Regions from separate parts of the Homo sapiens genome. Here region 1 is linked to region 2. A link is a loop called in an ENCODE intact Hi-C map of the cell type or tissue named here. Cell type or tissue: psoas muscle. All regions are shown on one strand. Links, peaks and the distances in the headings refer to the core of each region. The heading gives the core; the rest is flanking DNA.

Region 1 (11,284 bases), core at 1,264-9,263, 1.2 Mb after region 2:
ATCTCCCCAAGGCCCCTCCCACTCTCTCCCAGGTCCCCAGCGGGGGTACCCATGGCAGGGCAGGATGCTCCGAAAACCCAGCAGGCCTCTTCTATCCGAAGGCCCAAGCCATGCATCTCTGACCAGGGTGACTTTGAAAGGTGTCTGAGGTGTGGGCCCCAAACACCCTCCCACTTCATGCCTTGGCAGGAGCTGCTCTATGAGGCCGGAATGACCCCCACTCTCTGCCCCACCCCTCACCTGCACCACACCAGCCAAGGAAGGTCAGCCACCTAAGCTCTGGGGACCCTGTGTTGCTAATGCAGACAGTCCCTACAGACTCCCCCACACTGCTGTGGTCTGCCATGGCCTGTCCCTGCCCGTTGTAGGGAAAGCCACGTTCTATCATGAAGTGGGGGCGAGGCTGGGGATGGGAGCATAGGGAGACCTGCCCTGGGGGTCAGGAAGACCCCCCACTGGCCCCTGGGTCACACCAGGTTCAGAGCAAAGGGTGGGATAGGGAGTGGGCATCAAGGAGCTTAGGTGGTCTTCTCAGGGTGGAGAGGTTGCCCAGGGAAATGCTCTCTTTCTTCCTTTTGTTTCCTCTAGGAGATTTGTTCAAGGTGGAGGCAGGGCAAGCCCAGGCATGGGACGGGGCCTCTCCAGAGGAGAGAGACGCTGGACAAGCAGGGCCCTGGGGTGGGTGGGGCGCGTGCAGCTCAGGCCACTTCCTACATGTGCTGTGGGTCCCCTCTCTCACCTGCCCTGAGGTTTGTTTTGTTAACAATGTAGATGCTTTGCCTCTCTTAGTGCGTTCAGCTGTCATCACAGAATACCATAGACTGGGTGCTTATCAACGACAGAAATTTCTTTCTTGCAATTCTGGAGGCTGGGAGCCCGAAATCAAGTGCTGGCAAATTCAGCGTCTGGTGAGGGCTGCTTCCTGGTTCATAGATAGCCCCTAGCCCTATTCATGAGGGCTCTGCCCTCATCACTCCCCAAAGGTCCCTCCCACCCCCGATACCATCACGTTGGTGACTAGACTTCAGTATATGAAGCTGGGGGTGACACCAACATTCAGACCATAGGATTACGCATTGGCAAAATAAAATTCTTCTTAAAAATACATGTGGAAGGCCGGCCGCGGTGGCTCATGCCTGTAATCCCAGCACTTTGGGAGGCCGAGGCAGGCGGATCACGAGGTCAGGAGATCGAGACCATCTTGGCTAACACAGTGAAACCCCGTCTCTACTAAAAATACAAAAAATTAGCCGGGTGTAGTGACGGGCGCCTGTAGTCCCAGCTACTCAGGAGGCTGAGGCAGGAGAATGGCGTGAACCCAGGAGGCGGAGCTTGCAGTGAGCCAAGGTGGTGCCACTGCACTCCAGCCTGAGTGACAGAGCAAGACTCCATCTCAAAAAAAAAAAAAAAAAACACGTGGAAGCATGAGGCAGAAGCATCCCCAGCCAGCTGCTGCGTCCATTATCACCCTCCGACCCAGCAGGCACGGCTGGTGCCCCCCTGCTCTGTGAGTGGGACCAGGTGTCATCGGAGACACCTGTTGGGGGACACAGAGGCCTTGGGCCGGGTCAGCGCCGCCAGCTGCTCCTTGGGGAAGGCAGGATGAGGGGCCGGCTTTTAAGATGGTGGCTGCTGGGGAGCTGCCTACACGCTCTGTTTAATATTCTCTTTAACTCGACACCTTCTGACACCATGCTGGAGGCTGATGAAGGGGAAATCTGACAGGAGCTATAGGGTGGGTCTGAGATGTCAGTCCGTGCTCCGCCGTCTCTCTCCTCTGTTGCCACATTTGGGTTGGACCTGAGGCCATCGAAACTGGGACCTTTAGAAGTCCCTTGCAGAACGCTTGCTAGCTTTATTGTTAGGCACCCTATACTTTTTGTTACTTTGGTAAATTGATTTTTTCATTGCTTTTTGGAATGTAGAAAGGCAATTGATTTTTGTTTATTGATCAACCAACTAGCTCAACCACCCTATTAATTCTGTCATCTGTCTGCAAGTTTGGGGGAGGTTCTATTTATATGATCATATCATTAGACAGTGATTACAGTTTGCTTTCCCTTCTTCTCATTCTCAAACATTGAGTTTCTTTTTCTTCTCTGTCTGCACTGTCTGGGGCCCTCAGGACAATCTCCAGTGGAAACAGCGTGCTGGGCATCTGATTGTATTCCTGACTGGCTGAGGATGACGACTAGTATGTCACTGTCAAATGTGACGTTTCCCATAGATTGTTAGTGTATATCTTCTTTCACTTCAGATTTGCTAAGAGTTTGAGTTTTTTTCCAATCATGAGTGGTTTTTACATTTTATCAATTTATTTTCATGCATCTATTAAGAATATAATCTGCTCTTGACCAGGCACGGTGGCTCACGCCTGTAATCCCAGCACTTTGGGAGGCCGAGGCCGGCGGATCACAAGGTCAGGAGATCGAGACCATCCTGGCTGACACGGTGAAACCCCACCTCTACTAAAAATAAAAAAAAAATTAGCCGGGCGAGGTGGCGGGCGCCTGTAGTCCCAGCTACTCGGGAGGCTGAGGCAGGAGAATGGCGTGAACCCAAGAGGAGGAGCTTGCAGTGAGCCGAGATCGCGCCACTGCACTCCAGCCTGAGTGACAGAGCGAGACTCCGTCTCAAAAAAAAAAAAAAAGAATATCATCTGCTCTCTTTTCCCTGTGCCTATTAATATGGTGACTTCACAGGTCAATTTTCTAATGTTAAATCAACCTTGAGTTTCTGGAACATAACAACCTGGACGTGACCTGTTATATTTCTTTTTTTTTTCAAGATGGAGTCCTGCCCTGTCGCCCAGGCTGGAGTGCAGCGGTGCGATCTCGGCTCACTACGACTTCTGCCTCCCAGGTTCAAGGGATTCTCCTGCCTCAGCCTCCTGAGTAGCTGGGACTACAGGCATGTGCCACCACGCCCGGCTAATTTTTGTATTTTTAGTAGAGACGGGGTTTCACCATGTTGGCCAGGCTGGTCTCTAACTCCTGACCTCAGGTGATCCGCCCGCCTCGGCCTCCCAAAGTTCTGGGATTACAGGTGTGAGCCACCGCGCCCGGCCTGAACTCTTATACTACTATGTGTTTTGCCTGGATTTGATTTGCGCAATATTTTACCTAGAGGGTTTTCACATCCATGTTCATAAGTAGATTGGCCTGTAATGACTTTTCTCCCAATTTTCTCTTTTTCGAACTATAAAAAGAATTGGAGAATGTTTCCTCTTTGTCTCCAGAACACTTTATATATAAAACCAAAACCATCTTCTCCTTTAAAGAGGTCTTAAACTTACCTCGGTCTGTTTCTTTTGTGAAAGATTGTTTATTAATAATCTAATTTCTTTAAATTTTATCAGACTCTTCATTCAGGTTTTCTATTTATCCTTAAGCTGGTTTTTATTAATTGTATTTTCTAGGTGTTTTAGACAGTTTTGAGTTTATGAGCATCAGGTTGAAATGGGGAAGGTTCCCTTGTCCTCCTCACAGGGCATGTGACAGGGGGTGTGGCTCGCTTCTTCAGGGCCCCACTGCTCAAGCCTCTAGGAGAGCATACAGACAGGCAGCGTCTGGGGGTGAATGTTCACAGCACCTGAAGCCCCAGTGGGCGTGGGCTGCATGTGCTCTTTTAGGTGTTCCATCTATAGGCGGCTTGTGTTAACCAGCTCAATTAGACCCTTTACCTTGTTGCAAGGACAAAGGGCTTTCTGTGTCCCAGGTGTGTACCAGGTGCCTTGGTGTCCCGGAAGAATCGGACCACACGTGGGCTTGGAGAATGAGTGCGAGGTTTTATTGAGTGGAAGTAGCTGTCAGAAGATGGCAAAGCCAGAAGGGAGATGGTTTTCCCCTGGAGTCAGCCACTCAGCGGCTGGACTCTTCTCCGACCACTTCAGCCAAACTCCATGTCATTCCCCCGGTCAATGGCCTGCCGGCGTGCCGGCCTCTGCCTGTGCCTATGGGCGTGCTCTTCAACCCATGTGCTCCTGTCAACGTCCAGCCGCCCGTGTGTTCCTCTGCTGACGTGCTTCTCTGTCCAGCCACCTGCGTGTCTGCCCGCTAGGGTCTCGGGTTTCTATAGGCACAGGATAGGGACGTGGCCGGCCAGGGTAGTCTTGGAAAATGCAATATATGGGCAGGAAAACAAAAATGCCTGTCCTCACCTAGGTCCGTGGGCGCAGGCCTGGGGGTGGAGCCCTAGCCAGGGACCGTGCCCTTCCCTTCCCAGCACTTCTGTATCAAAGCCATAGTACTTTTTACTGTCATTTTAATCTTTGCTGTACCTGAGATGTATCTTCTTTTTCACTCCTGAAAGTTTTGGGGTGTATGTGTGCCTTACTTCTTTTCTTACAGCTTTATTGAGATATATTCCACATACCATAAAATTCACCCATGTGAAGCATACAGTTTAATGATTTTTAGAATATTCACAGTGGTACAACCAACACCACCATCTAATTTTAGAACATTTTCAGCATCCTTAAAAGAAATCCCAGCGACATCAACAGCCACTCCCTTCTGTTTCATTCTCCACCTGAGACTTTTTTTTTTTTATTAGACAGAGTCTCACACTGTCACCTAGGCTGGAGTGCTGTGGCGTGATCTCGGCTCACTGCAACCTCCGCCTCCCGGGTTCAAGCGATTCTCCTGCCTCAGCCTCCCGAGTAGCTGGGGCTACAGGCACCCATCACCATGCCCAGATAATTTTTGTATTTTTAGTAGAGATGGGGTTTCACCATGTTGGCCAGGATGGTCTCAATCTCTTGACCTCGTGATCTGCCCGCCTCGGCCTCCCAAAGTGCTGGGCTTACAGGCATGAGCCACCAGTGCCGGGCCGAGATTGGCTTTTAATTTGTTGCATGTTTGCATGGTTCAAAAGTCAAAATGACATGATGAGGCATAAAATAAGTATAGGCTGGGCACGGTGGCTCACACGTATAACCTCAACACTTTGGGAGATCAAGGCAGGAGGATCACTTGAGGCCAAGAGTTCAAGACCAGCTTAGGCAACATAGCGAAGCCCCATCTCTACAATTTTTAATTAAACTTAGCCAGGCATAGTGCCGTGTGCCTGTATTTAGCCGGGCATAGTGGTGTGTGCCTGTATTCCCAGCTACTCGAGAGGCTGAGGCAAGAGGACTGCTTAAGCCCAGAAGTTCGAGGCTGCAGTGAGCCATGATCACACCATTGCACCTCCAGCCTGGGCAAGAGTGCAAGACTGTGTCTCTAAAAAATTAAAAATTAAAATGGGGTATAAAACTATACAAAAAAAATTCTAACTCCCATCTTCATCTTCCCCACAATTGTCTCTCTCACACTCACATAACCATTTTTATTCATTTTCTGTTTATTTTTCTGTATTTCTTTATACAACTACAACAAGGAAATGCAAATATATTTATTCCTATTTTCCACTCTTTTCTTACAGAAAGGTAACATCATTGATACAGTATCTTGCACCTTCTTTTTTTTCTTACTATATCCTGAAGTAGCTCCTTATTCTTTCTTCCAGTTGTGTTTCATGTTTATTCAGCCAGCTCCCCATGGGCAGGCCCTTGGCTTGTTTCCAAGCTTTTACCATTACAAACAGTGCTGTAGTGTATAACCTCGTTCATGGGTCATTTTATACTCGTGAATATCTGTCTGTAGAATAGATTTTCAGAGGTAGGATTGCTGGGTCAAAGGATAAATACATTTTTTTGTTTGTTTGTTTGTTTTTTGTTTTTTTTGAGACGGAGTCTTGCTCTGTCGCCCAGGCTGGAGTGCAGTGGCACCATCTCAGCTCACTGCAAGCTCCGCTTCCCGGGTTCACGCCATTCTCCTGCCTCACCCTCCTGAGTAGCTAGGAATACAGGTGCCCGCCACCATGCCTGGCTAATTTTTTGTATTTTTAGTTGAGACGGGGTTTCACTGTGTTAGCGAGGATGGTCTCGATCTCCTGACCTCGTGATCCACCCGCCTCGGCCTCCCAAAGTGCTGGGATTACAGGCATGAGCCATCGCGCCCGGCCAATACATTTGTATTTTTTATAAGCAATGCCAAACTGCTCTCCATAAGGTTTGTACAATTTTGTATTCTCCACAACCAAACCTGTTTCCTCACAGCCACACCAACGATGTATTTTACAATTTTGGATTTTTGCCAAATTGAATTGCGCAAAATGATGTCTAAGGGCAATTTAATTTGCATTTCTCTTATTACAACTGGGGTTGAGCATCTCTTGATGTTTAAGGATCATTTGCATTTCATTCTGTATGAACTATTTCTTTCTTTTGCCCATTTTTTCTTTGTAGTCCTTGGTCTCTTTCTTAGGAAAGTAAAAGCTATCTTTATCTATTACTGCATGACAAACTACCTCAAAACCTAATGGCTTAAAGCGACATAATTTATTATTCCTCAGGATTCTGCGGGTCGAGTGGGCACAGCTGGGTGGCTCTTGCTCTACTTGCTACCAGCTGGGCTTACTCACTCGGCTACATTTGGCCGGCAGCTTGGCTGAGCTGGATGGTCCACCAAGCCTTCACTCACTTGTCGAGTGCCTTTGTGCTCGTCTGCATAGCCACGTCACCTCGGCTGGGGCCTCCTCACAGCGTGGTGGTCTCAGGGAAGTCAGCCTTCTTACATAGCAGCTGGCTTTCAAGAGGGAGGAAACAGAAGCTGCCAGTCCTCTTAAGGCCTGGATTCCAACGTCAGGAAATGTCACTTCTGCATTCCTTTGGTCATAGAAAGTCACAAGGTCAGCCCAGATTTAAGGAATAGGAAATAGACCCCACCTCTGGGTGGGAGAAGTGGTGTGGGCTGCAGGGAAGGAACGCACTGGTGGCCGTCGGGGCCAAAGACCGGGGATAGACGGGGAGAGCGGGGGCAGCCGCTGGCATCACCGTGAGCCTGTCTTAGCCCTTGGGGGCATCGTGAGGTTGGATTCTTTAAAGACAGGGCTCCGAGGGTTGGGAATCTTGAGGGCTATAACAATACTAAAAACTGAGGACACGCATACATTTCGTTGTGATTTTCGGTGGAGGAACTTAGTGAAGGTGGTGTTACGGGGTCGGGGAGAAAATGTAAAAGCTTGGCCGTGGGTGGGTTGGGGCCGACCCTTTCTCCCACCGGTTTATGGCTGGAGAAGGTGGGAGATGTCAACTCCATTTAGGGGACTGGAGGGACCTGGACAGTTTTGAAGGGGAATTTGAGAGTTGAATTTGAGTGTGCGCTTGTAAAGGACTCAACCCTGCCAGTCGCGGTTCAAGATCAGGGTTGGCTGTAGGTGGGAGGCCGTGCAGTTCCTGGGAAAGCTAACTCACCGCGGTGTCTTTTCTGTCTCACGCCGAGAAGAGCCCTGTTTGTGCTCCGCTACTGCCTGGAGTCTCCAGAGGACGCAAACGGGCGAGGGGATGTGTGGGGAGAAGTACTTGCTTTTTCTTGCTTTCTTCTTTACAGAATTTGTTCTTTTCCCACAAGGCCACTCTAGCCACACCAGGAGCTTTCTCAGAAGCAGTCACAATCTTTTTCCTTTTTTTGTTTTCAGACAAGGTCTCACAAATGACAAACAACAAGACAAATGACAAACAGGCAAAAAAAAAAAATCTTTTTTCTTCCAAGATAAAACCCAAATTGATTCAGCAGACATTTTGATTAGGAAATCCTATAAATCAGGACCACTCTTAATTTCAGACACTCCGTTATGAAGTGTACATCTACCTCTAGGGGATGAATAAGCCATTGAATCTTTTAAAAACTGGCTTTTTAAAAACTGTTGCCGAGGCTGGAGTGCAGTGGCACAATCTTGGCTCACTGCAGCCTTAAATTCCTGGGCTCAAGTGATCCTCCTGATTTAGTCTCCCTAGTAGCTGGGAGCACAGGTGCATGCCACCACCATGCTGGCTAATTTTTTTTTTTTTTTGAGACGGAGTCTCGCTCTGTTGCCCAGGCTGGAGTGCAGTGGCATGGTCTCGGCTCACTGTAACCTCTGCCACCCAGGTTCAAGCGATTCTCCTTCCTCAGCCTCCCAAGTAGCTGGGATTACAGGCACCTGCCACAGCGCCTGGCTAATTTTTGTATTTTTAGTAGAGACGGGGTTTCACCATCTTGGCGAGGCTGGTCTTGAACTTCTGACCTCGTGATCCACCCCCTGCTCGGCTACCCAAAGTGCCAGGATTACAGGCATGAGCCACCGCGCCCCGCCTAATTTTTGTATTTTTGTGTAGAGATGGGATCTCATTATGTTGCTCAGGCTGATCTCAAACTCCCGCCCTCAAGCAATCTTCCTGCCTTGGCCTCTCAAAATGCTGGGATTATAGACGTGAGCCACTGGGCCCACCTAAACAATCTCTTGAGCCTCTCTCCCATCCTCCCAGCCCAACTTTCTTATTCCATCCTTGCTGGTGTCTGTAGGAATGGACAAGAGACCCTGGATGTTTTTCTGCTCTGTGCTGGCCTCTGTGAAGCTGTGGGCCTCAGGCTCTGCACATCCTCCCCGTGCGGTTTGTCTCCTTCTCCCATGCAGCTGTTCTTTGTGACCGAAGCTGGTTTTAAAATGTGGCTTTCCCCGAGGAGAAATCACAGGCTTTGCCCTTTGAAGCTTAATGGTGTCTTACGAAGGTCCTACCCCCAAATGCGAAGGTAGCAAAGCCAGTTTTTAAGAGATTCAATGGCCTGTTCATCCTCCAGATGTAGATGTACGCTTCATAACGGAGTGTCTGAAATTAAAAGTGGTCCTGATTTATAGGATTTCCTAATTAAAATGTCTGCTGAATCAATTTGGGTCTTGTTCTGGGAAAGAAAAGAATTTTTTTGCCTGTTTGTCATTTGTCTTTTGACTTTGCTTATGTTTGTGTCTGTGTGTGCATGTGCACGTAGGGTTTTGTTGAACATTTTATTTGGAAACAATTATAGATTCACAGAAGTTGCAAGGATAGTATCGAGATGTCCCCATTTACACTTCACACAGTTTCTCCCAGTGACAATATCTTACATAACTATGGTACAACATCAAAACCGGGAAAATTGACATTGGTGCAATGTGCGTCATCTTTTTTTTTTTTCTTTTTTGAGACAGAGTCTCACTCTCTCGCCCAGGCTGGAGTGCAGTGGCGCGATCTCAGCTCACTGCAACCTCTGCCTCCCAGGTTCAACCCATTCTCATGCCTCAGCCTCCCGAGTAGCTGGGACTATACGTAGCCCGCCACCACACCTGGCTAGTTTTTGTATTTTTAGTAGAGAAAGGGTTTCACCTTGTTGGCCAGGCTGATCTCTAACTCCTGACCTCAGGTGATCTGCCCATCTCAGCCTCCCATAATGCTGGGATTACAGGCGTGAGCCACCAAGCCCGACCCAATGTGTGTCATCTTATCATATGTGTAGTTTCATGTAACTATTACAATCAAAATACAAAACTGTCCCATTGCCACAAAAATCACCCTTGGGAGCCACCCCATGATAGTCACCTACACAGCCATGTCCCCACCATCCCTAACCTCTGACAGCCACTCGTCTGTTTTCCATCTCTGTAGGGGGTGAATAGGCCTCCAAAAATGTATGTCCAGCTCCTAACCCCTGGAACTGTGAGTGTGACCTTATTTGGAAAGGGGTCCTTACAACTGTAATGAAGAGTCTCGAGTTGAGATCATCCTGGAGTCAAAGTGGGCCCTGAATCCAATGACAGCTGTAAGAAAAGGAAGAAGGACATTGGAGACAAAAGGCAAAGAGGAGAAGGCGATGTGGAGACGGAGACACAGGTGGCAGTGATGCGTCCAAAAGCCAAAGAAGGTCAAGGATTGCGGCAGCCACCAGAAGCCAGGAGAGAGGCATGAATCCAATTCTGTCTCAGAGCCTTCAGAAAAAACACTTCACTTAAACTGGTAAAAAGCAAAACCAAAACCAAACAAACAAAAACATTGACAAAGGGGAATCCACACGCACAGGGCATTAGAGCATTCAACAAATATGAGTGCCTACCGTATGCCAGGTGCTGGACAGAGCATTTGGCATACTTTAGTGAACAGGAAGGTGAAGGCCCTGCCCTTCAGCAGTGACTTGCTAATGGGTTGTTGTTTTTTCCGGGCTATTTTCTTTCTGCTATTCCGATTGGATAATATATATCATTGTACCTCCAAGTTCATGGATTTCTTTCCTCCATCCTCTCCATTCTGCTGTTAAACCCATCCATTGAGTTTTTATATTGTTATTCTATATTTTATCCTTACTTTTTTTTTTTTTTTTTTTTTTTTTTGAGATGGAGTCTCACTCTTTTTCGCCCAGGCTGGAGTTCAGTGGCGCAATCTTGGCTCACTGCAACCTCTGCTTCCTGGGTTCAAGTGATTCTCCTGCCTCAGCCTCCCAAGGAGCTGGGATTACAGGTGCACCCCACCATGCCCGGCTAATTTTTTTGTATTTTCAGTAGAGACGGGGTTTCACCGTGATAGCCAGGATGGTCCCAAACTCCCTCAGGTGATCCGCCCAGCTCGGCCTCCCAAAGTGGTGGGATTACAGGCATAAGCCACTGTGCCTGGCCTCATTTATTTCTTAATATCATCTATTTCTTTGCCTAGACTTTCTCCTTTTTCATTGGTTTCAAGCGCATTCATAATGTGCACATTGCACCATTTTATGACAGCTGCTTTAAAATTCTTATCAGATAATTCTAACATCTGTGTCATCTCAGTGTTCGTGTCTGCTGTCTCTTCTCATTCATGCTGAGACTCTGTCCCTACAAAAATTAAAAAATAATTAGCCGGGCATAGTGGCATGTGCCTGTGGTCCAAGCTCCTCAGGAGGCTGAGGCAGGAGGATCACCTGAGTGCAGGAGTTCAAAGCTGCCATGAGCCGTGATCACACCACGGCACTCCAGCCCAAGTTACAGAGTGAGACTGTCTCCGAAATAAATAAACAAATAAATAAAAATACACACATTTAAAATATTTGACTCAACTCGTGAATGAATGAAAAAATCAGTAAGCTACCACAACTAGTTTAAAGGAGAATTCAAAGAACAGAGACACCTATGGATCATGAAGTGGATGTATAAATATATATCAAATTGGCTCTTTTTTGGTAGGGTTTGCATTAGCTTCCTCTTGCTGCTATAACAAATTATCACAAATGTAAGTGGCTTAAAACAGCAAATGTATTGTCTTGCAGTTCTGGAGATGGGAAGTCCAAAGTGGGTGGACAGAGCAGAGTTCCTTCGGGAGGCCCCATGAGAGCCTGTTTTCTGGCCGGGCGCAGTGGCTTACGCCTGTAATCCCAGCACTTTGGGAGGCCGAGGCAGGCAGATCACGAGGTCAGGAGAT
Region 2 (11,284 bases), core at 1,864-9,863:
CCCCTCACCTCTGTGGCGCTCACTGCCATCCTTCCTGGCGCCCCTTCTCGCCCCTGTTTCAGTGAAGTTGGGTGCAGGTACAAGATTGCAATGTGTAAATGGCATTTGATACGTCTTGCTCACCCACTGTATGCCAGGATCTGGGCTGGGCCTGGAGGCGACAGTGGGACAGGTTGTGACCCTATGACAAGGCACTGCCCTTTCCTGCAAAAGCCAACCTCAAACCCCGTCAAGAATTTCCAGAACAACCACGAAGGAGATGCAGGAGACTGGCCCCGATCGCGTCTGTGGCAGGATGGAAAAATGAGTGTGGGTGTCTGTGTGTGTCTGTTTGCATGTGTCTGTGTGTGTCTCTATGTATGTGTGTTTGTGTGCATGTGTGTGTCTGTGTTTTTGTGTCTGTGTTTCTGTGTGTGTGTCTGTGTATGTATGTTTGTGTCTGTGTGTCCTGTGGGAGGTGCTTCTCGACTTTTGTTAAGGGAAGGGGAGGAGGGAGGGCCAGTCTCTGAGAAACAGCGAGAGAGAAGAGATCCCTTCAGGTGGAGAGGGGCCCTCAGTGCTACACGACACGTCAAAAGATTTGCAGGCCCAGGGGTGAGGCGAGAATGAATTTCTTGCCAGCCTCAGGGACAGGGGACTTGAGGTGAGGATTGTTAAACAAAACTTAAAAATGAAAAACATGTTACTTCTTGCTCCCCTGAGTTTTAAGGGCAAAAGTGCATGCCAGGGACGTAGCCCTTGGTTTTCTCCCATCCTGGACACAGACCCTGAATTTGGGGTTTATGCTGGAATTGCCAGGGGCTGTGTTGAGCTGGTGAGGCTAGGACTCTGGGACCCTCAGAACAGACAACAGCTCCTCATACTGTGTGGGTTTACAGCTTATGAGGCACCTCCAGGCCCATGCTCCTGGCCGAGGCCTGCGACACCCACACTGTCCGGCCAATTACCTTCCTATCTCCACGTGCTTGTCCCACCAGCATCTCAGACCAGTTGTGGCCCAAACACCTGCCTTGGTCTCCTCCCCAGTGCCCTGTGCGGGGCTGATGGTGCCTGGGAACCTCCAGAGCCAGTCACACCGGATGACTGGCCCTGGTTATTAACTAAGCCCCAGGTTTGGGGGGCAGGTCAGCACTCTCGGGGGGGGCTTTCCTCCTCTCTGGGCCTGTTTTCAATGAGAGCGAGGTACGGGAACGGGAGCCCCCCGGCACACGCAGCACCATGTTCCTCGGGCTGTAGGAGGAAGAAGGCCCAGTGGCCACCCACAAAGCTTCGGGGCTCTTGCCAGGCCTCAGGTTGTGCTCGGCCCAGCGAAGCAGTAGGCCCCGGGCCCCAGGCAGAGTGAGGGGGCATGGCAGGAAAGGGGCCAGGAATGGGGGAAGTAGCCAGACTCTGCTAGATCCGAAGCAATGCAGCACTGTGCTTTCCTGATGGGAATCACTGGGTACGACTAGGAAGTTCTCCGTCTGGGTAACTGAAGCCAGATGAAGACATCTGCCTGTGTTGGGGCAGCTGAACTAACGGATTTGTCTGGTGGCTCTCCTGGGTGGCATGGTTAGGCAGAGGCTGATGGGGAGGGATGCTGGCAGGGTGGGCAGCTGCCCAGGCAGGGTAGGGTGCCTGCCTCCCAGGGTCACTGGGCGATGCCCCCTGCAGGCCTGGAGCTGGGCAGGACTGGGGTGTTGCTGAGCATACAGGGCCTGTGAGCCGCAGGCCAGGCAGGCTGGATGTGACCCCGACTGAATAGGGCCCTCGTGGAGGGAGAGAATGAAGCTGGTCATGCACACTCCTGAGGGCTGATCCTAACCAGGCACGGTGCTGGGGGCGCCATGTGACCGACTTGCAGATGGACAAGCGGTCTACCCTTTATTCTGAGCTCTGTACCTAAATGTCCAACTCCACTGGGAGGCACCACTTCCAAACTCAAGCTCACCTCCCGACTTCCCACGCGCCCCCTGCCTCCCTTGTTACTTACCTGCAGGTCCCAGCAGCACCCAAGCAGTCAAGCCAGAGACCCCCCCCCGGGCATCATCCTGCCCCAGCCCCCAACCTGGACCCCTTCCTTCTCAGCATCAGGCGAACGCTGCCCCTGCACTCAGTCCCCCACTCTGCCACTCGCTCTGCTGTGCTCGATTCTCCCTCCTGGCACAAAGGACCTCCTGCAGTATGTACTCTGCATCTCAGGCAGCTCTGTGTCCCCAACTCCCACTGCAGGACACGACCAAGTGATGTGTGTTCAGGGGAGGAAGGGCGGGGGGGAGAGGGAGGGAGGGAGAAGGGGACAGGCAGGGAGGCCTCAGGTCTCCTCACTGCTTCTGGGATTCTCCTGAAAAGACTGCAAGTCCAGCAAGCTCCAGGGCTTAGGAGAGACACAGGGCCACCTGGTCTGATGTGACGTGCCAGTGAGATAGGGAGTGCCTTCCACCCTTCCTTTCCCGGACTGCGAGAAGACAGGCGGTGAGGCCCTGGGAGAGGGCGAGTGTGCCGGAGCTGCACTCCCTGCTGACTGTGGGCTCCCACTCCACTGCTTCCACCAACAGAGAGGCCAGGCGGGCTTGGAGACTGGATTGCAGGAGCCGCAGGAGTGGGGGCAGGACGGACGGCCTCTCCTGAGTCTCTGGACTATCAGGTGCCGAGAGCCCACCATGGGCAGTGACCTGGGTTCAACATCTACTGGGTGCCAAGCCGGCTGCTCACCCAGTGAGCATGAACTTGGGACCCTTTTCCTCCAGGACTCCCTGTGCCCGCCCCGCAGGCTCACCTTCTGCCTCGCCAGTCCTCTGAAGAAGGTGCTAGTGTTCCCTGCACAGATGAGAACTCTGGGGCTAAGCCAGGTGAAGGGGCCCACCTAAGGCTGTGTTGCTAGAGCCTCCTGGAGCCCTTCATAGTCTGTGGCTCCCAAGTGCAAGGACAGTTGTGTCCCATATGCTGAGCTACCGGGCAGGCGGCCTTGGCGACCAGGGAGGCTGTTCCTCTGGGGATGTGGTCCCTTTGCTGGGGCTGGCTGTGCCCCAGGGCATCTGGGCCTGGTGTGGAGCAGGTTGCCCCGGCCCCTGGGAGAGCAGGGCCAGCTTGGCTGCAGCTAAGACCTGGCTCCAACAAGCAAAACCAGGCCTTTGGCCAGGTGGTTGGCCTCAGAGTTTTTGCTTGTTTCTTGTTTTTCTTCTTTCTACAAGCAGAAGAACCTTTCCTGCTGCTGCCTGAGACTCAGACACTCAGGAAGGCACTGGGAGTCTGTCTTGATTGATCTGCTCATGTGGAGAAGGGGAAACTGAGGCTGCAAGGGATAGGACAGGTCTTGCCCACGGATGCTGCTGGAAAACTTGTCCCAGCTAGAGGGTCTAGCGCTGAAGACCACCTTGGGCTGGGAGAAGGCCACTGTCCCCCACTCTGCATGGGACCCACACGGCTCTGAGCTAGGGGCTGGCTGCTGGGGAACGACAGTATTTCACCGTGGGTGCCACCACAGTGGCATCTGCAAAACTTCTTTTCAGAGGCTGGGGCGAGGGGTATGCCAGAGCAGGAGGGGAAGAACCTGACTGGTGGGGAAGCTGTGTCTTCTGAGCAACTTACTCAACCTCATTGAACCTTAGAGTTTCCAACTCGGGAGGATAGAGGTTTGGGAGTGGTGGCAACTAGACTTGCCTTGCGGAATCATGAACCAGATGAGCTGGCAGCAGACACACCAGCCTGGGGTACAAAAGGGGTGCTTCTTTGGGACCCCAAGAAATAACTGGCTGCAGGGGCCTCTGGGCCATCACAATGCGGGGCTTTAATGTAAGTGGGTTCTTTCCTCTGTGTGTGTGTGTGTGTGTGTGCGCGTGTGTGTGTGTGTGTGTGTGTAATGCGGGGCTTTAATGTAAGTGGGTTCTTTCGTGTGTGTGTGTGTGTCAGGGTCTCACTCTGTCACCCAGGCTGGAGTGGCGTGATCACAGTTCACTGCAGCTTCACACGTCTGGGCTCAAGTGATCATCCCACCATGGCCTCCCAAAGCGTTGGGATTATAGGCCTGAGCCACTGTGTAACTGTTTTTTGTTTTGTTTTGTTTTGTTTTTTTTTTGAGACGGAGTCTCACTCTGTTGCCCAGGCTGGAGTGCAGTGGCGTGATCTCGGCTCACCGCAACCTCCGCCTCCCAGGTTCAAGCGACTCCTCTGCCTCAGCCTCCCGAGCTGCTGGGACCACAGGCACGCGCCACCATGCCTGGCTAATTTTTGTATTTTTAGTAGAGACCGAGTTTCACCATGTTGGCCAGGCTGGTCTCGAACTCCTGACCTCAGGTGATCCACCTGCCTCGGCCTCCCAAAGTGCTGGGATTACAGGTGTGGGCTACCGCGCCCGGCCTGCGTAACTGGTTCTTATGAGTCCCCAGGTGGGTGAAGCTGGAGACACAGTGACTGCACCTCAGCAACACTGCAGGCAGGTTCGAGGTGCTGAGACGCCGACGGAGCCCTTGACTGCACTTTGAGCAAAGTGCAAGGGCAGCCCCGTGGGAAGCCGGGAGCTTTCCCGTGTCCCTAATCACTGCCTGTCTGTGAACCTCTGGATGAGAATGCAGAGGCTGAGCTCTTTGGGAATGAGGTTTCTCAATGAAATTTCAGGGTGCCAGGTCTAGCACAGGCCAGCCAGGGCTCCAGCTCGTTGCCCAATGACTCTGGACGTCTGAGAGCAGCATCAGCACAGTAAACAACTCCAGGGAGGCCTACGGCTTTCTCAGCACTGTTGGAGGCCAGACAAAAGGAAACCATTTCTAACTCATAAAAATCTCATCTCTGGTTGGGGTGGAGAACTCACGCCGCTGATCAACTCCAAAGGGGGGCCTCGAACCCCAACAGGCTTCCTCTGAGGCCTGAGCTGCAAGGATTTGGCTCTCTAAGTGGCTCCCCCCGCCCAGCCCTCCCGGCACCTCCCTCCCCAAGGACGTCCCCTCTAGCAATGCCCGTCTTATCAAGGTCCCTTCACAAACCTGCAGCCACCCCACCTCAGCCGCACTGGGGACAGCCTGCCCAGGCCTCTCCCTCTCACCCTACTGGCCTGGCTGCTTCCTGTGGGCTCCTGACTGGTTGCTCCGCCCTCAGCCCAACCCTGATCCTCCCTTCAGCCAGCCCCTGAGGACAGGGGGTTCATGGAATCCACACAACAGTCTGTGAAGTGCTTTCATTTCTCTCTACTCTTTTCTTCCTATAGATCAGGGGAACTGAGCCCCACAGAAGTCAAGAATTACTACCAGGCGCAACAGCCAAAAGGTGGAAGCAACCCAAACGTCCACGGACAGAAGAATGAGCAAACAGAACGTGCACTGATACAGCGGGACGTGAGTCAGCCCTGGAGAGGAAGGAGTTCCTGCGCACGCTGCAGCATGATGGGCCTGGAGGACGTCACGCGATGGGAAGTAAGCCAGACACAGAAAGACAAATACGGAAGGATTCCACTTCTGGAGGCTCCTGCAGTCGCCAGATTCACAGGGGCAGAAGGTGGAATAGGGGGTGCCATCGGTGGGCTGGGCTAGGGGAGGCGAGACTGGGAAGTCGGTGGGCCCAGAGACTCCGTTTTGCAACATGAAGAGTTCTGGAGAGGGATGGTGGTGGTGACGGGTGCGTGACAATGTGAACATACTGAATGCCACTCAAGTGTACACTTAAGGATGGTTAAGACGGGAAATGTTATGGTATGTGTATTTTATCACAATTAAAGAAAACAAAACAAACACCCCAGGGGTCTCAGCTACCCCTGAGCGAGGCTGTGAGCCGGGCCGTCCTGATGGAGACTGTGGGGATGCTGCTGGCAGCCACAGCAGTGTCCCGTGTGAGGAGCCCGGCACTGTGGAGTCACAGAGGATGGCATCCCCAAGGTCACACAGTGGAGAAATGGCGGAACTGGAACTGGAACCCGGGTCTGTGTGACTTCGGAGTCTGTCCCCTGAACATCTGTGTGTGATTTCCAGTGTGACCATGGCCAAGATTTTCTCATCCCACCACGTGTCGAGTGTCCCTTCAGACCTGGTCCTTCTCAACACCACTGGAAGCCCCTTTATATGACCCTCTTCCCAGAACTTTGGGAGGAAGTGGGGTGAGATGGCCTGAATCCTCCCAGACCTTCAGTCTGGAGCTCTATGAGATTGCTGGGGCTTCAGGGCCATCAGGGGGTGCACCTTGAGCAGAGAAGGCAAGCGAGGTCCCTGGAAAAGAGCTTCCGAGACCAGATCATTAAAACATCTCCCCAGACCATTTCATTTGTTTTACAAGTCTCAGACCAACCTCAGAGCTGAAAACTGCCCAACAAGGGAGCATTCTCTCTGCACATTCCCAGCTTGGCCTCACAAAGCCCTCTGTCCCTTGGAGGAGTGAAGGAGTAGGTGTGTCCCGGTGGGTGTCTCTAAGGTGGGCCTGGGGACCCTACTGCTCCTGGAGGGGACACTGAGACCCGGAGAGGCTGGCCAGCTTGCTCTGGTTCAGCCAGTGCTGCGGGCACTGTGGTCCTCCAGGAATTAAAATCACAGCCTCTTGCTCAACAAATACAGTTCATTCCGAAGCTGCTTACGTCCCCCCCAGAGTCATCTTCCACCATCCATCATGCTGAACCGGGAGCCGAACAGCGCTGGGTCCTGCTGCTTGTGGGAAAGTCCTGAAGCCATCTGGAAAGCCAACACCACAGGCTGCCAGGGTTTTAAGGCACCGCCATAGTCTTCGTCTTCGTCATGTTTGTTTGGAACAACGGTTACTGTCCAGGCTGGTGACAGACCCCGACCACCCCAGTGACCAGAGCTGGTTAAGGTGGCTTGGACACGGTGCCATTCGGTGGATGAATGAATAGGGCCCTGTTAGGAGGGGCTGGGGTGGTAGGTGTCCCCAGTGTCACATTCACAGAGGGCCTCAAATGTGGACATTCATGTGCTCTACAAAGGAGCTGACAGCACCAGATACCAGACAACCACAGCGGCCTGCAACAGTGTTTAATAAAAGCAAGAGCCGCCGGCACCATTTATCGAGTGTCAACTTTACACTTGGCCCCAATCTCGAGTCTACGGTATTAACTCACATATTCCTGACCTCAAACCCATGAGGAAGGCTGTTACTGTTATCTCCATTTTATAGATGAAGAAACTGAGGCACAGGGAGGTTAATGGGCTTTCTGAGGCCGTACGCTGGTAGCCGGTAGAGTCACGCAGTTCTGATTGAGAGTCATGTCCTTAAACACTGCCTGGCTCTCTCTCATTGAAGAAGATACTTATTAAAGGAGAGAGGTTAAATAGTCCACGGTTTTCATAACCTCTTCTTGGCATTTGTTAAGCTGCCCAGGATGTCTCTCAGAGGTCTGTGAATTAAATGTCTAATTACAAGGCCAGTGTGATCGGCAGCCCTGGAGACCCGAGACGACTCCAGCCCCCTTTATGCATAGCATGCCCTCCTTGTGCCATCCAAAATGCCTGCAGTTTCTGGGCTGGTTCCTCTCCCTGAGTTAGGAGCGGATTTAGTTAAGCTTTTCCAATGGGATTAAGGAGTCCGGACCCATGACGCATCCTGGTGACATACCAGCCGTGCTGCAGCCCCAACACACCGTGTTCTCTGGAGCTCCAAGAGCATCTCCCCAAGGGCTCCGGTTGGAGGGCTCAGGCAAGGGGGTGCCCGGTGGGCTGGGGATGGTAGGACCTGCTGACGGGCTGAGCCCAGCAGGCCACGTGCTGGGGGCTTTTACCATCTCCTCAATCCTCTCGAGTAATTCTGAGATGTACAAGATTGGCCCCATTTACAGATAAAAACCCTGAGGCCCACAGGCAAAAGGACCATCCAAGGCTCAGAGCTGGTCAGGCCAGGGCGTTTGCCTGCACCAGTGATGCCCTCCTAAGTTCTTCCTTTTCAGGGAAATGACTGTGGTTTTGGCACCAGAGCTAAACATGGAATGTCCCACCCAGAGGGTGCAACAAGAAGGACGGGAAGGGGCAGGGCACGGGAAGGGGACAAGGGCTGGTCACGGTCTCCGGATCAGACTGTCAGAGCTCTTGTCAGTGCCTCCAGTCAAGGGGCTGAGGTTGCCCAGGGAGGAAAAGCATCAACGTTTTCTAGTAGAAGCACTGACTTTTTTTTTTTTTTTTTTTTTTCAAGACAAATAATCTTTTATTCATAGTCATGGTATCCTCCAGAGAAAATAAACTGATAATTGCTAATAAAAAAACAAGCACTGTATTCCTTGATTAGCTTGATTCCTTTGATTAGATTACAACAATCTTGTAGTCTCAAATTATTACGAGGTAAACAATAGGTTTTATTCACCTACTTTTTAATACAGCATATCTTAGCTGAACATAAAACCCAGAGAATGTATTACTGCGGAAACTGTGTTAAATTTTTTTTCTTCTGAAGCTGTGTGAAGAAAAGTTAGAGAGGTATTTGTTTAAGCAGTTTAAATATAATTCTACTTAGAATCCAACTGGTCTTCACGGATGGTCATTCCAGCACTATAAACTTATGTTATATCCACTAATACACGTTCGTAATTCGATGATTCTTAGATATTTACTTCTAGATAGGAATCAATTAGATAGACCTAAAGAAGTTAGAAAGTATTCTGAAAAACAAAGAAACATATATGAAATACGTCTGGGTTTGTTACCTTCTTAATATAATGTAACCTGTCTAGAGATTTCCAGAATGAAAAACGTAAGGTTGGAATGACTCTTATTAGTTTAATAAGAAAATATGTATCCTATAAAATATTTATGATATACAGAGTTTTAACGAAATTTGAACGATTAAAATTAAGCCTTGGCTGGATTTCATCAAATTCAGTGTGGAGCTTTGGAGACTCATTGAACAGTTCTTTCCTTAGATAATTACCTTGCTTAGAAGTGCTCCTATCCAGACAGAATTCCCGATTTTTTTCACTTACTAAGAGAAGTCTGTGCCTTCATGCCTTTATAAATGGAGTAAAGCATGAATACATTTTCTAGGAAGAGGGATCTTGTTTATTGGAATCAAACTATTTTAACTAGAATTATAGTAAGGAAAAATTCCAACCACAGTGATATTTAAAATGGTTTTATTCTCTTTCTTAGCTTTTATCCATCTCTTTTTGTAAGCCACATACGCTCAAACAAACTAATAATAACAGTAAGATCTAGTTTCAAGGTAGTGGACTGCAACATTGAAGTCTGTGGACTTCTTTGCAAAAAAAAAAAACGTTGCTTGGCATTAACAGTTTTTCTATCAAATACAAAATTCTGAGTGAGTTACATCACTAGAGAGTATACGAGTCTTCCACTCTGGTCGGCTTATTCTATGGAGTGAGACTGATACTACTGCTTATCTCATAGTTTTGTTATGATAGTTAATATTTATTAAAAAACTCAGACTAATGTTTGACACAGTAAATGCTAAAGACATGCTTACAGAATAAATAAATACATTCATAAATAAGTCAGTCTCTGTTCTAGTCATGCCATATTAATTACAATCCACATGCTAGAGTTTGTGATATTCTCTCTGCCTGCTTCCCCACCTGTCTTTCTATTTATTTAAATCCTATTATTCTTCAAGGACTGTGCAGATCCCACCTTTCTAAGCCCTTCAGGACAGACAACTCTGGACTCTACTAACCTCATGTTTCTCCTTCACTCATTTGCACTTATGCACAAATATCCTGTTTGCTTTATTTAGCCTTTACTGTTGGTTGTTAACCAGGCAAGGGCATTAGAATTCCCTGAGTTGCTTTTCTAAAATGTATATCCCTAGGCCAAACCCCTAGAATTGTTAGATTCAGTGAGTCCTGCCTGGCACCAAAACATGCACATTTTGAAAAGGTTCTTCAGCAACACCAATATACGCCACTAGTCAAGATACACTGATCAAAATTACCTTTTGTTGGAGGTATGCAGATTTTCTTTATCAACACAATCATGAACATCTTGAAGACACAGACCATGCTTTGTTTTTCTTATGTAAACATGGCCACTACTGAATAACACTCCTCTTTCATGTTTCATTGTAAGATCTCTGAGAGTGGCGCCCAGGTTATGCCTTGCCAATGGGTTGGGGAGCGTATTAGCCAGTTCTCATGCTGCTAATAAAAACATACCTGAGAATGGGCAATTTATAAAGAAAGAGAGGGTTAATGGACTCATGTGGCTGAGGAGGCCTCATAATCATGGCAGAAGGTGAAAGGCACATCTTACATGGTGGCAGGCAAGACAGAATGTGAGCCAAGCAAAAGGGGAAACCCCTTATATAAAACCACGAGATCTCGATGACTACCACAAGGACAGTATGGGGAAAACCACCCCCGTGATTCAATTATCTCCCAATGAGTCCCTCCCACAATACGTGGGAGTTATGGGAGCTACAGTTCAAGATGAGATTTGGGTGGGGACACAGCCACACCGTATCAGGGAGGGACAAAGAGAGCCACAGGTAGATCATTCAACTGTTGCCACAATTATGCTATGTCATGAATAACCACAAATCTTCAGTGATCTACCAAAAAAGGCCCTCTTGTTCATGTTTCCAGAATCCGCAGGAATAGGCTAGGCACCTGTGCTGGGTTTTCTCACACATTTGTGGGGTCAGAAGCACTGCCTTTTGAAAGCCCCCAGCCTTCGGTGCCTTCCAGCAGAGACTTAAAGGGAGAGGTACTGACTGGGACTCCTTTTGATTGGCAGATGTAAGGCACGTGGGTGCCACGATGGGGAGCTAAGCCACAGGCCATTTCTCAGGCCTGGCAGAGCCCCTCCCCAGACCCTTCGGCCCAGGCAGCTGAAGGGAGGACTGAGCAAAACCGATGGGAAGAGGGGAAAGCCCCTCAGCGTGCCTGAGACTACGACCCTTCCTGCCCACAGGGGCTCAGAGCCATGAGAACATCTCTGAAGGGCCGAAGGGGCCGGACTAGCCAGCAGACCTGGACAGGAAGGGGAGGGGTGGGGCGACTCCAGAAAGGGGCTTTCGGCCGGGCGCGGTGGCTCACACCTATAATTCCAGCACTTTGGGAGGCCGAGGTGGGTGGATCACCTGAGGTCAGGAGTTCGAGACCAGCCTGCCCAAATGGCGAAACCCCATGTCTAATGAAAATACAAAAAATTAGCCGGGTGTGGTGGCGGGCGCCTGTAACTTCAGCTACTCGGGAGGCTGAGGCAGGAGAATTGCCTGAATCTGGGAGGCAGAGGTTGCAGCGAGCCGAGATTGTGCCACTGCACTCTAGCCTGGGCGATACAGCAAGACTTCATCTCCAAAAAAAAAAAAAAGGAAAGGGGCTCTCAAGGGTGGAGGTCAGGTGAACCTGAATACTTAAAGAGCCTGTAGC

What was found. Peaks named below come from ENCODE experiments on the same cell type or tissue, not always from the same donor. Only the 100,000 strongest peaks of a DNase experiment are listed, where the experiment ranks them.
Region 1: it touches region 2 in a loop (4-fold over the local background); 1 of 110 quality-filtered maps calls a loop at or near these places.

The regions. Positions count from the first base shown.
Region 1 is chr5:179,468,852-179,480,135 of GRCh38, forward strand. No RefSeq gene overlaps it. Among named protein-coding and RNA genes, the nearest start is that of RUFY1, 76 kb to the right of the region's middle. RefSeq lists enhancers at 1-98, 3,533-4,034, 4,035-4,534. In psoas muscle, for the core only: no CTCF peak of the experiment used is centred there; no DNase peak of the experiment used is centred there; H3K27me3 peaks cover 438 bases.
Region 2 is chr5:178,307,692-178,318,975 of GRCh38, forward strand. The region is part of intron 2 of COL23A1 (collagen type XXIII alpha 1 chain); the gene reads right to left. Among named protein-coding and RNA genes, the nearest start is that of PHYKPL, 81 kb to the left of the region's middle. RefSeq lists an enhancer at 4,918-5,420. In psoas muscle, for the core only: no CTCF peak of the experiment used is centred there; DNase peaks (open chromatin) are centred at 5,050 and 5,340.